Linked DNA regions of Mus musculus: region 2 is linked to region 1. Evidence: chromatin contacts called from ENCODE POLR2A ChIA-PET data. All regions are on one chromosome and are shown on one strand. The core of a region is the stretch at or near the end of the contact, and the rest is flanking DNA. Distances in the headings are between cores, read along the strand shown.

Region 1 (5,281 bases), core at 1,314-3,813:
AACTTCTGTTCCTTTTTGGAAGTTGTTTAGGGTCCCTGAGACTTCTTGAGCTTTCAAACTATTCTCTACTCCAGGATCCATTTCTAAGGAGGATTCCACTCCACTCCCATAAGAAGCAGGTAGTAATTACCAATTCTGAACTACAAACACTCTCTGAGACATTGTACCTAAACACAAGAATTTATGTCATGATCACAAAAGGGTATATACAGCCTTGGTAAGTAAAGCATTTATCAGAGGAAACATCCCTGTGGTACTCACCTGAGTATGTTCTGTGAAGAAATCAGAGTCTTTCTTCTCTGGAGAGTGACTTGGAGCACTGTTCATACTGTCTATCCAAAGCTGGAAGAGAGGAGACACTGAAACTCAGGGCTGTTACTATCTCTTATCCCAGCACCCTAGCCCAGGAACCAGCACTCACATCAGTACCATGCCTAGTCAGAGCTGCACTCCCTAACTGCCGGATCTTCTCTCGGTACATCTGGGCAGCTCGGCTCGTATATTTGGTGTTAGCATCATTGGCCATACATCCGTGTTGGCGGAAAAAAGCAGTCTGGAGAGCAAAGAGAAGGAGTAATATGTATGTGCAAATACTCTCGCCAAAGAAAACTGTATTCACACTATAGGAGACACATTACTAAACAATTGGGCTATTATTTATTCAGGATGACACACTACTGACATCAGCAGGTTTTCAAAGAGGTAAACGTCTTCCAAGATTTCTTCTCAAAACAAGACAGAACAACAAAACCTTTTATTTGTATTTATTCCATGTGCACCCCAGCATGTGTGCAGAGGTCAAAGGCCAAGTCCATGGAGTTGGTTCTCTCCTTCCACCTTATGTGGGTTCCCTCAACTGAATGAACTCAGGTTACCAGCCTCCCTCAATAAACACCTTCACTCACTAATTGACCTCCTCCAAAATTCCTCAAAAAACCCAAAAACCACCATGCCAGCCCCTCCCCGTAAGAGCAGGGAACAAGGTCTAGGGGACTGAAGAATGTATGTACTTCTCTGTTCAGCTATCCTCCCTCCAGGAGCCCACAAAACCCCAATGACTATGGAGACACTGCTACTGCCAGAGAGCACCTGTCTAGTTCAGTTTGTATTTCCTTTTTTTTTTCTTTTAATTAGGTATTTTCTTCATTTACATTTCAAATGCTATCCCAAAAGTCCCCCAAGCCCCCCCCCCCAGTTTGTATTTCATTAAGCCTCTTTGAAAGAAGCTGTTTAAATTTTTCTGAATTTAGAAAAGTGTGTGGCATGTTCCAGAGCTGCAAACTCTCGGAACAGAGAAACCAAACTCACTTTGAGAAATCAAGGAAAAGTTAAATACCCAGGCAGAAGGATGGGGGTGGAAGAAGGTAAAGGAACGTTACCGCATTGGCATTCCCGCCGACCTGCATACACCTCAGCTGCAACCAGCTCCAGTTCGAATCCAACTCTGTGGACCTGTGTACAAGGGCTGAGTGTCACCTTCCCTATCAAGACTAAACCTGTCATTCGGCCTCAGGCTTCTGTGGGTGTCCAGGAACCATCAGTCACTGTCCCATTTCCTCCTCTCTCCCCTGTATTTGAAATCATTGCGCTTCGCCTAATCCAAAGGGTACTAATTATTTCTGAAAAGGAGATCCGAAAGGAGGTCGACTTCTGAGAAATGCAGGCACGGGTTTGGCTCTTCTTAAAGTTTGGTCAAAGTCGCACTGGAGACCTACTGGGCCAATCTTTCTGCAATAACAAGGTCAATGCATCTAAGCTCTCCCCCAAACTGATGCTGAGTACCATGTTAACTGTGAAGAGAGAAGTCTACAGAGGTGGAACCCCCCGCCGCCCTCCGCCCGCAAGCCCCCGCTGTAGGCTACCAGAACTCCCGCCAGGAGAAATCCAAACATCAAATTCAGGAAGGTCCAAGTCCAGGCGCCCTCTCCCCGTCGCTGACCACGCACACAGCCCCCGTGGAGGCACAGCACCCTCACACAGAACCTACCTGATAAAGCTGAGATGGACACCCAAGGAGCGATGCACTCCGGAGCAGTCAATACACAAAAATACACCGTAAGTGATGCTGGCCCAACTAGGACTCTTGGCGCCACAATCGAAACAGGCCTAAGTGGAAAAGACGACAAGCGAACGGTTAGGGCCCAGAGTCGAGGCCCGGCGCTAGAAACCACAAGAAAGCCTCCAACCTCCGTCCTCGCCCTCCCTCAGACCCCAGGGGACAAGAGACGTCTTCTCCGCCGGCGTCAGGACCCGTACCCCGCCCGCTCAAGCACCTTGTTGGTGGGAATTGCGCGAAGTCTCTTAAAAATAGTCTGGATTTCGGTCTTGCTCGGGCTCGCCGCCATTTTCTCTCCTTCCCAGACACAACCGCGACCGACAGGTCCCGGCGCGGGCCAATCCTCGGCGGCGAAGGCAGGCTCACCGCGCCGGTCACGACAGGGCCCCGACCCGCCTACGAGTGGAGTGATTCGACCAGATCTGGGCCAATGAACGTCGGGCGGGGCTGAAACATGACGTTAGCAGCCGGGAGCTCCACCACGGGCCTGAGAGTGAACGCCGCGCTGCGCCTGGCCAATCCGCAGCCCGAGCGGGCGACGGCTCGTGGACTGGCCCAAACTTCCTCACGAGTTCCTGCTGGACCCGGGTACCCTACGTACCGCTCGACCACTGGCTGTAGGCGTCAGGCAGAGAGCCATGGTAACAGACTCTGTGATGGACGAGTAATGATTAACAATCTCCCAAGTGCTCATAGCCCCATCCGGAAGGCATTGGCAGGGCTCCAGCTCAGCTCACAATCCAGCAACTGGCCTAGAGCAGAGGCCAGCACACAACAACCTTGATCACCAAGTCCCTTCCAGTCCAGATTGCACTCCTGAAATTCCGGGGCAGATACCAGGAGGCAACTGCCTGCCCAATCCCAGTTCCATAACACATGGCACGCCCACGGGCCGACCCCGTGCCTCCCACCAGCAAGAGTAGGCTATCAAAAGACGCTCACAACACTTGATGGGGTTTTTATTCTTAATCAAATTTAATGCACACTACAAGTCACAAAAGAAGGTGCTGCCAGCCTCAAACTACATTCTCCCCAACCTCACCCCAGGAACTCCTAAACAGTTTAGGAGCTGGATCCTCCCACTCTGGGATGACCCAAATGTTCCCGAGGAGGCTCGGGCACCTCTCGACCCTCCATCATTCCAACCTCCAACTCTAGACACAGACCCCTGCCCTTCATGGGCCCTGAGACTTCCTCCTGTGGGAAAAGAGAGACAGCAGCAGCACATGGTTCAGGGCCTTCAGGTCCAGCAGTCCAGGAAGGGTTAAGCTCTGGCCCAGGTCAGAGAGACGCCTTGGTAGGGCTGTCAGGGCACTCAGGCGCCCACACATTCTACGTAATTGGCAGGGTACAGACCAATGCGGCCACTCTGCAGCTGGCCCTGGCACCAGCCCTGCTCATCCTCCTCGCTCATCTTCAGCAACTCTTCCCCTGAAGAAAGACAAAACAGTCATTGCCCAAAGCACTGGCTTTACTGGTCTCAAAACTAGGTCATGGACTGGGGGATGGAATAGCACAAGGGCCGACAAACTGGAGGATACCCAACTCAGACCAGGATAGGACACAGCCAGGAAAAGCCACCCAACCTTAGACCCCAGGGAGGCAACTGTCAGGCTGCAGCTGGACCCTGAGCAGCCTGTGAGGATGGAGTCCCTGGCTTTCTTCGTCTACAGCCCTGCTCTAGCAAGTAGGACGGGGGCTGAAGTGGGAAGGACCATGAAAGGGCCCAGCATACCTGCTCGGAAGCTCAGCTCATCAGCCTCCTGGCCAGCATAGTCATAAAGCGCCCGTACCCTCACCCCAGTGGCAACTTTCCGGGGACTCTCCTCATCTGACCAGTCCTCGTCCTGCCCGCTACTAGAGAGGGGAACACAAGGGGCACAACTCAGGGCACAAGACCCACTGTATCCAGTACTCAAGACAAAGGGCTTGGCTGCTTGGCGGCGGGCAGGGAGGAGCCAAGTGAACAGCCATCCTGCTGCCACTCACTACTGTGGATACAGGTCTATCTCTGTGCACAGGACTGTTATACAGCCAAACTTCGAGAGACACCGGACCATGGAGCAAATCTAAACCTCGGTGAAATTAACTCTCCCAAGATGGCCGTCGGGCACTGATGTGATAGGAAAGCAGGAAGAAGTGGTAACAAGCAAGCCATAGAGCCCGGTCTTGGTTTTGTTCAGGATCCCGGCTCTCACCCCGGGGACGATGGGGACTGGGGTGGGGGTGCGGTGCCATCTCTTGTCGGTACAATGCTGGTCAGAGTAACCTCATCTGGGCTCCGGCCACCCTTCTCCTTGCGGCTGATGGCTCTCTGTGTGTCTAACGACCATTCCTGTGGAGAGATTTTGGCCCACCTTCACTGACTTCATCGCAAACCTTGTCATCCTTTTGGGATCCACACTGAGCCCAACCCAGGCCCACCCAGCCTCTAAGACCTGCCTCAAACTGTGGCCAGTTCATGGCCATGCCAGGCCCGTGTGTGCTCCGCCACCAGCGCAGATCCTCTTCATCACTGGCAGCCTCAATGCTCTGCTGCAGGTCTCGATGGAGTTCATGGAACCTATGAGGCACCCAGTCAGACAGGGAAGGCCAAGAGCCCCTAGAATGTCAAATTATGCAGCCCCACCAGAACCCAGAGGAGGTCAGGGGAGCCTCTCTCCAGCGCGCCGTCATACTTGTCGCTACTGGAGAGGTCGAGGTGTTGATGCAGGGTGAGCAAGACATCCTTGAAGAAGAGAAGCCGCTGGCGCTCAGCAGCCTGGCAGCTCTCAAAAGCCTGCTCCATGTCCTCCATGTAGCGTGGGGTGTAGCGATTTAGCTCGGCCAGGGTCTGCTCATACTGGGTTTTCATCTGGGTGAGAGAGAAGGGAGGCAGTGAGGACAGACTGCCTTCCACTCAGGCCCGCACCAGCATTCTCTGAGCATAGCCATAGGCTAGACCTGAAGCAGTCAGACCTGGAACTCACTTCCTACCCTCAGGAACTGACAGAAGCAGCCTAATAAGGGAAGTGGTACACAAACAAACACCTAGAAGAATCTGGATGAAGTGCAAGACAGGGTCAATCTAGATGATAAGGTGAGATAAATCCAAGTAGGCTCCCTGGAGGAGGAGGTGTTATAGAACTGCCACCCCTCAGAAAGGATGAAATGCTAGAGAGAAGGACACTCCGGGCAGGCGACAGAGTATGCAATATGAGAACCGATTCCAGGTAACTAAGTCTC
Region 2 (5,281 bases), core at 709-3,208, 190 kb before region 1:
GAACCTTCCAGCTCCCCCTTCCCTGGGGCAGAAGGCGACAATCTCCTCTTTGGCTTTGTTGGTATCCGTTTTAGCCCCCACCCCACCCCCCTTTTCCTAGTGCCTAGCTATTTCCCTTGATCTTTTTCAAAACTTCCTCCAGGGGGCCGAGAGGAAAGTTCCATCCCCTTCCCTTGAAACCCGAAGGGGGGAAACCCCCCAAAAGCATAGCTGTCCCTTTAAGGGGCCCATGTGGTGGGAAGAACAGTTACATTCCTACCCCAGTAGGGCTGCTGTCCTAACACGCCGAAGAGGCTACAAATAACCTTCGAGGAGAGAGCCCGAGAGGGGGAGAACGAGGCGCGAAGAGGAACGTGGGTCGGCCAGACTACCAGTCGGAGAGAAAAGACTCGGTCGGCGTTAGATACCACATGGAAAAAGCCATTGAAAACCCACGAGCGGTTTAAATAGCAGACACCAGAACTTTGTTTTGGACTCGGGAGCTAAAACAATCTTTAAAACAAGTGCCCAGACAGCTCCACACCCTGCCAGGCAAGTTCCGAAATCTGCACTTTCCACACGAGCTCCTCCATGTGAAAGAAAGAACCCGTGAATCGCCAGGATCTGCAGACCGCTCTTTCTGAACCCCACCCCCTCGTCCCGCAGCCAGGGAATCGAAGAACTGGATCTCCCCCACGTGGAAAAGCCGGCGGGTGAATATAGTTGAGAGTTCAAAGATCGATCTTTGATCTTTGGGCACAAACTCAGAGGCAGCTGCTAAATCTCCGGGTGCACCCACGTTCCCAAGCTGCTGCAGAGAAGCAGATTCCACTGCAGTCCTAAGTAGACATAACAGTTGCGTCCGGGCACCGAACACGTTATTAATAAGGAGCAGATGAAGCAGCAGTGCCGCTGCCATCCGCCCAGCTCCCCGGAGGCCAAGGCCCCACTGCACGGGTCGCGAGGCTGCCTTTGGAAGTTCCCAAAGAACGCGCCCCTGCGCTTTACCCGGGCCAGAACCGATCTGAGGGAGCTTTCCAGCAGTTTCTTCCCAAAGTTCCTCCCCAACCTCTTTTCCATCGCTGTTCCCCACCCCTCCCTTGGGGAGGATCCGGGGCAGGAAGCTGATTGGCCGCAGCCAGGAGAGGGAACCCAAAACTCCACTTAGGGGAGATGCTGCACGCAAGTATGAACCAAGGACCCTCAGAGAGAGCAGGGTTTCGAGTCCGAGAAATTGCTCCCCAAGTCCATGAATCCCGGATGCTCAAGTAACTCAGATTCAGCTGGGCCCCTCTCCGCAATCCACCCAAGATCCCCCAGTCCCTGGAAAGAGAACTGTTTACAATTTATGGGTTTAGCGACCATCCTCCCCGCCTTCCTTTCTTTGCACACATTCATTCGCACGCACCAGGGACACAGAAGCCCTGCCTTAACCTGAAAGGGAACCCGCCCCTGGCTCGTTAAAGAGCAGCGATGGAAGCCGAGAGAGCGTCTTGGGTCTTCTTCCACCCGGCCCAGACTACAGCGGGGACGAGTCCCACCACCGCTGTCCCCTCTCGTGCTAGAAGAGCTGCGGGGGCTGCTATTGCTTTCCTCCGCTCGCTCTGCCAGGGTTGGTGCTCGAAGTGAGCTCGAGGGTGGGACTTCAGGCCCCAGCCTCACGGTCCCACTCCCAGGAGGCGAGTCCTGCAGCGACCAGTCTCAGGGACAAACTTTCCCGGTGGCCCGGTCGGCGCGGGCGCTGCGACGCCGCTTACCGTGTGCGCAGAGCAGGGCGCCAAGCAGCAGCGCGCCCCACCACCGCCTCATGGTGCTGCGGCCGCCGCCGGCGTTCCCTGCCGGCCCGGGGGTCCCGCGGGCTCCCAAGGGACGCCGGGGCGGAGAGAATCAGCGGAGGGTTCCCCCGGGTTGAAAAGCGTCCCGGGTCCAGCTCGGCCGGCGCGCCCTGCAAGTCGCCCTCCGGGCTGCTGCTGCCTCCTGTACTGCCGGAGTTGAAGCCGCCCCGCCAGGGGACCGGGAGGGGGTGTCCCGAGCCTGGCCGCCCCGCCTCCCGCGTCTCGGCCCCCGCCACCACCACCCCGCCTGGTCCCGCCCCCGGCTCTGGCCCGGCCCCTTCCCGCCCTCTGCCCTCGCCCCCCAGTCCCAGGACCCCACCCGCCTGTGCCTCTTGCGCTCGCCTTAGCTCCTACTCAGTCTGCCCTAACATTCCTAGCCTTCCGGAGAGAGCCCCTTATCTGTCCCCATTACTGCGACTCAAATATCCCCAGCTTAAACAGAAAATTATCGTACTGGCAACTCTCAGCCTGGGTTCATTATCGGTCCACACTAGGGAGGAGCACCCGTGCTGACCCAAGTCGCCTGGGCGTGACCCCGGCCCCCCTACCAGCTCCAACTCCAGACTTTATTGTGATGTTTCAAAAATATGCAAGGCTTGCTAGAGCATAATTCTCTCGGCCTTTATTGACACCAAACAAGGGACATCAGGGGGCCTACAGTGTTGTGTCTCAACTAGTGTTCTCACTGTCAAAAATCCCTATTCTGAAGTTTTTCTTCTTGCACCCCAGCCCCTCCCCCGGTCTAGGCAGTGTTGTTCTTGGGCTAAATAATTCGGCGACCTCCCCTTTTCATTTATTCATTTCCTGAGGTGAAGTTGTCTGGGTCCTGTCTCCCCAGTTCAAATGCCCAGATTTGGCCCAGACAATCTCAGTTCCTCCATACTGTCTGTGAATGAGCCCCTTCACCATCCTTGACTTTCTGATCCTGGCAAGAAAGGGGTAGGGGGTAAGGAAATAAGTCAGTACTTAGAGTTGCACTCTGCCAAGAAGACCTGGGCCTTCTTTCGGCTCCTGTTTGTAAGGCTTTCCAGCAGTATGAAACGTTTGGATTACGACATAAACTTCTAATCCACTCTCGATGTTATCTCTGTGGTCTTCCCCACCCTCCGCCCCTTGAATACTAGTAGTTATTTGTTCATCTTGCTGCCTCCTGTGTTCCCAGGTTGTTTTGTTGCTTTTTGCTTACACCCCCTAACTTTCTTAGGGCCTGATATATTACTTTCCCCTCAGACCTGGCCTGCCAACATTGTTTGGCTTTCATTCATCTTATCCTGGACTTAGCTGGGAGAGAAGTAATTTGGTATAGTGCAAAGTGGATATTAGGCAATTTCTCCAAATGGATAGGTTGACGTTTCATCCTTGCTTGTTTTCCATTTTTCAAAATTTTCGTTTTAAATTGCCATCTTTGACCAAAGCTAACATTAAGCATACTTTGTGAAAGCTACAATAACAGAAAAATATGACATTAATTTATTCTGTGCTTTATGGTGTTCCCCCCTTCCCCTCACCCCCGAAATTTTTGCCTATCTATCAGTGGCAACTTGGTTGAACCAAGTTCCTGCATCACCATGGTAACTAATGCCTAGCTATTTTCTGGCTGTGTAATTTTTCCTGGAACCTGAAGGCGGCAGTAGAATCAGATGAGGTTTACGTGGGTTGAGAGCTTAGGAAAGAGTGGATTTCTCTGGCTTGTGTGGCAAGGTCAGTCACTTTAGTCTGATGTAGAAGGAGAGAAACGTGAAGGCCAATTTCTCAACTGCCCCTACCTTTCTGATTCAATTCCCCATTGCCTTCAGGATTTCAATGCATGCTGCTTAGGAAGACTTTTAAACTGAGAGAAAAAGATCTTGTGATTCTGGAGACCACATTTTGTTCCAAGTGACTACCAGGGATGCGATATAATGAATACATTCCCCCAAAAAAATAAAAATCCAGGACAGACGGTCCCCATTCTTTCGATATCAGGGGATTAAGAATTTATGAACAGTTTCCACTCTGTATGCAAAGGACAGTTTCCTTTCTAGAGGAATGATTGTTGTCGTTTTCGAGGGATTGGAAAGGAAGCAGGGGACTGGCAGTCCCTGTCTGACTGGGGGCGGGGGGAGGAGAGAGAGACTGCATTTTCAGTGTGCATCCCCAGCCCTTTGCCATGCTTCAGCATGGTGCTGGTGTCAGAGCCATCCTTGGCCACTGGGAATCCCTGGGAATATCAATGGGTAGAAACTAACTTTGCCTGGGTCACCCCCTAGGGTGAGTTAAGTCTTGGCTGTCAGAGACTGTTCTTATGCCAGGAGGAGTAAGCCATATTTATTTTTACCAGGCCTCTCAGACTTTCTTGTTTGGAGTGAGAGATCCTGAAAACCATGCCAGAATGGGCTGTTTGTCTCCCTTTATTGTCCTTTGGGACATGTCCCTAGAAAATTGGTAGAGAACTGCCAATTCCTGAGGGGTCTCAGAGGCATTGGTTTCCTCAGAAACACCAGCCCCTTTCCTTCATCCTTCTAGGACAATCCAGGGAACTGAATTTCCACGATCACAATATTGCCTTACACCACACCATCACTAATGACCCTTTCAAAGGAAACACGGGGGTGCTACGGAAACAAGCTAGAAGGGGGCATGGTTTTGATCCAACTAGGGCAGGAGAATTCTTGTAACCCAGGCATCACTCAACAATTTAATTTCTAAGTACAATTCTTCTAAAAGTGATAAAAGCTTGAAGCTTCACATCTTAAGACATTAAATCAGGAGTGACTTTGCAAGCATGGGGCAGCAGCTGTAGGCATTTTTGAAAGTGGGTACCATTAGCATCTCGTGGGTTAAGTGAAGCCAGGTTTGCTGGTGAACATCCTATAATGAACAGGATATTCCCCAATAAGAAGACTTGCCAGCCTAACTAGTAAGTGGTGCTGAGCTTGGGAAACTCCTTTACAAGACCGAGAATTCAAATGTGCAAATGAGCCTCTTCATCTTTGTGAGCTCACTATCTTATTGAAAGCAATACAAGTAGAGGGGGAAGTCCTGGATTTTTTCCCCCAGGTGCTATGGGTGTGATGGTTTATGCGTGTTATCGCAGCACTAGGGAGGCTGATGTAAGAGGACTTGCAAATTGATGGCTGATCTGTGCTACACAGCAAGTTCTTAGACTAGCCTGGACTCCAGTGTAAATCACTAAAAGGCTGGTCCTATAACTATCTTCCAACTTAGGCTTATTTCATATTCATTCCCACAGTAATCTATTTATTAAGGATGGCTTATGTCAGGTACTATGGAGACAGTGATGAACAGATATATTGGGATCTCTGGAATTTATAATCTAATGGTCCTGAGGGGCTTTGTTTGCAATACAAGAATAATCCCAGAGATTAATTTAAAGTTAAATAATAGAGGGATCAAAGAAAAATGCAGGGTTCTATGACACAGAGACCTGGTTTAGATGTGGAGGTTAGAAGTATTAATACCTAAGG

What was found. ChIA-PET counts read pairs that join two places held with the same protein, here RNA polymerase II (POLR2A).
Region 2: POLR2A ChIA-PET joins it to region 1 with 11 read pairs in embryonic stem cell. The contact joins the promoter of Lrp4 here to the promoter of Arfgap2 in region 1. POLR2A ChIA-PET finds 5 or more read pairs at or near these places in 3 of 5 experiments (Patski and embryonic stem cell).

What each region holds. Positions count from the first base shown.
Region 1 is chr2:91,262,397-91,267,677 of GRCm38, reverse strand. Arfgap2 (ADP-ribosylation factor GTPase activating protein 2) reads right to left here and starts at 2,563. Exons shown (of 16, transcript NM_023854.2): 1 at 2,274-2,563; 2 at 1,988-2,106; 3 at 1,380-1,452; 4 at 422-553; 5 at 262-342. The coding sequence starts at 2,345. Pacsin3 (protein kinase C and casein kinase substrate in neurons 3) reads right to left here. Exons shown (of 11, transcript NM_001289678.1): 7 at 4,735-4,910; 8 at 4,499-4,619; 9 at 4,255-4,391; 10 at 3,792-3,913; 11 at 2,998-3,487. The coding sequence ends at 3,372.
Region 2 is chr2:91,454,208-91,459,488 of GRCm38, reverse strand. Lrp4 (low density lipoprotein receptor-related protein 4) reads right to left here and starts at 1,958. Exons shown (of 38, transcript NM_172668.3): 1 at 1,737-1,958. The coding sequence starts at 1,788.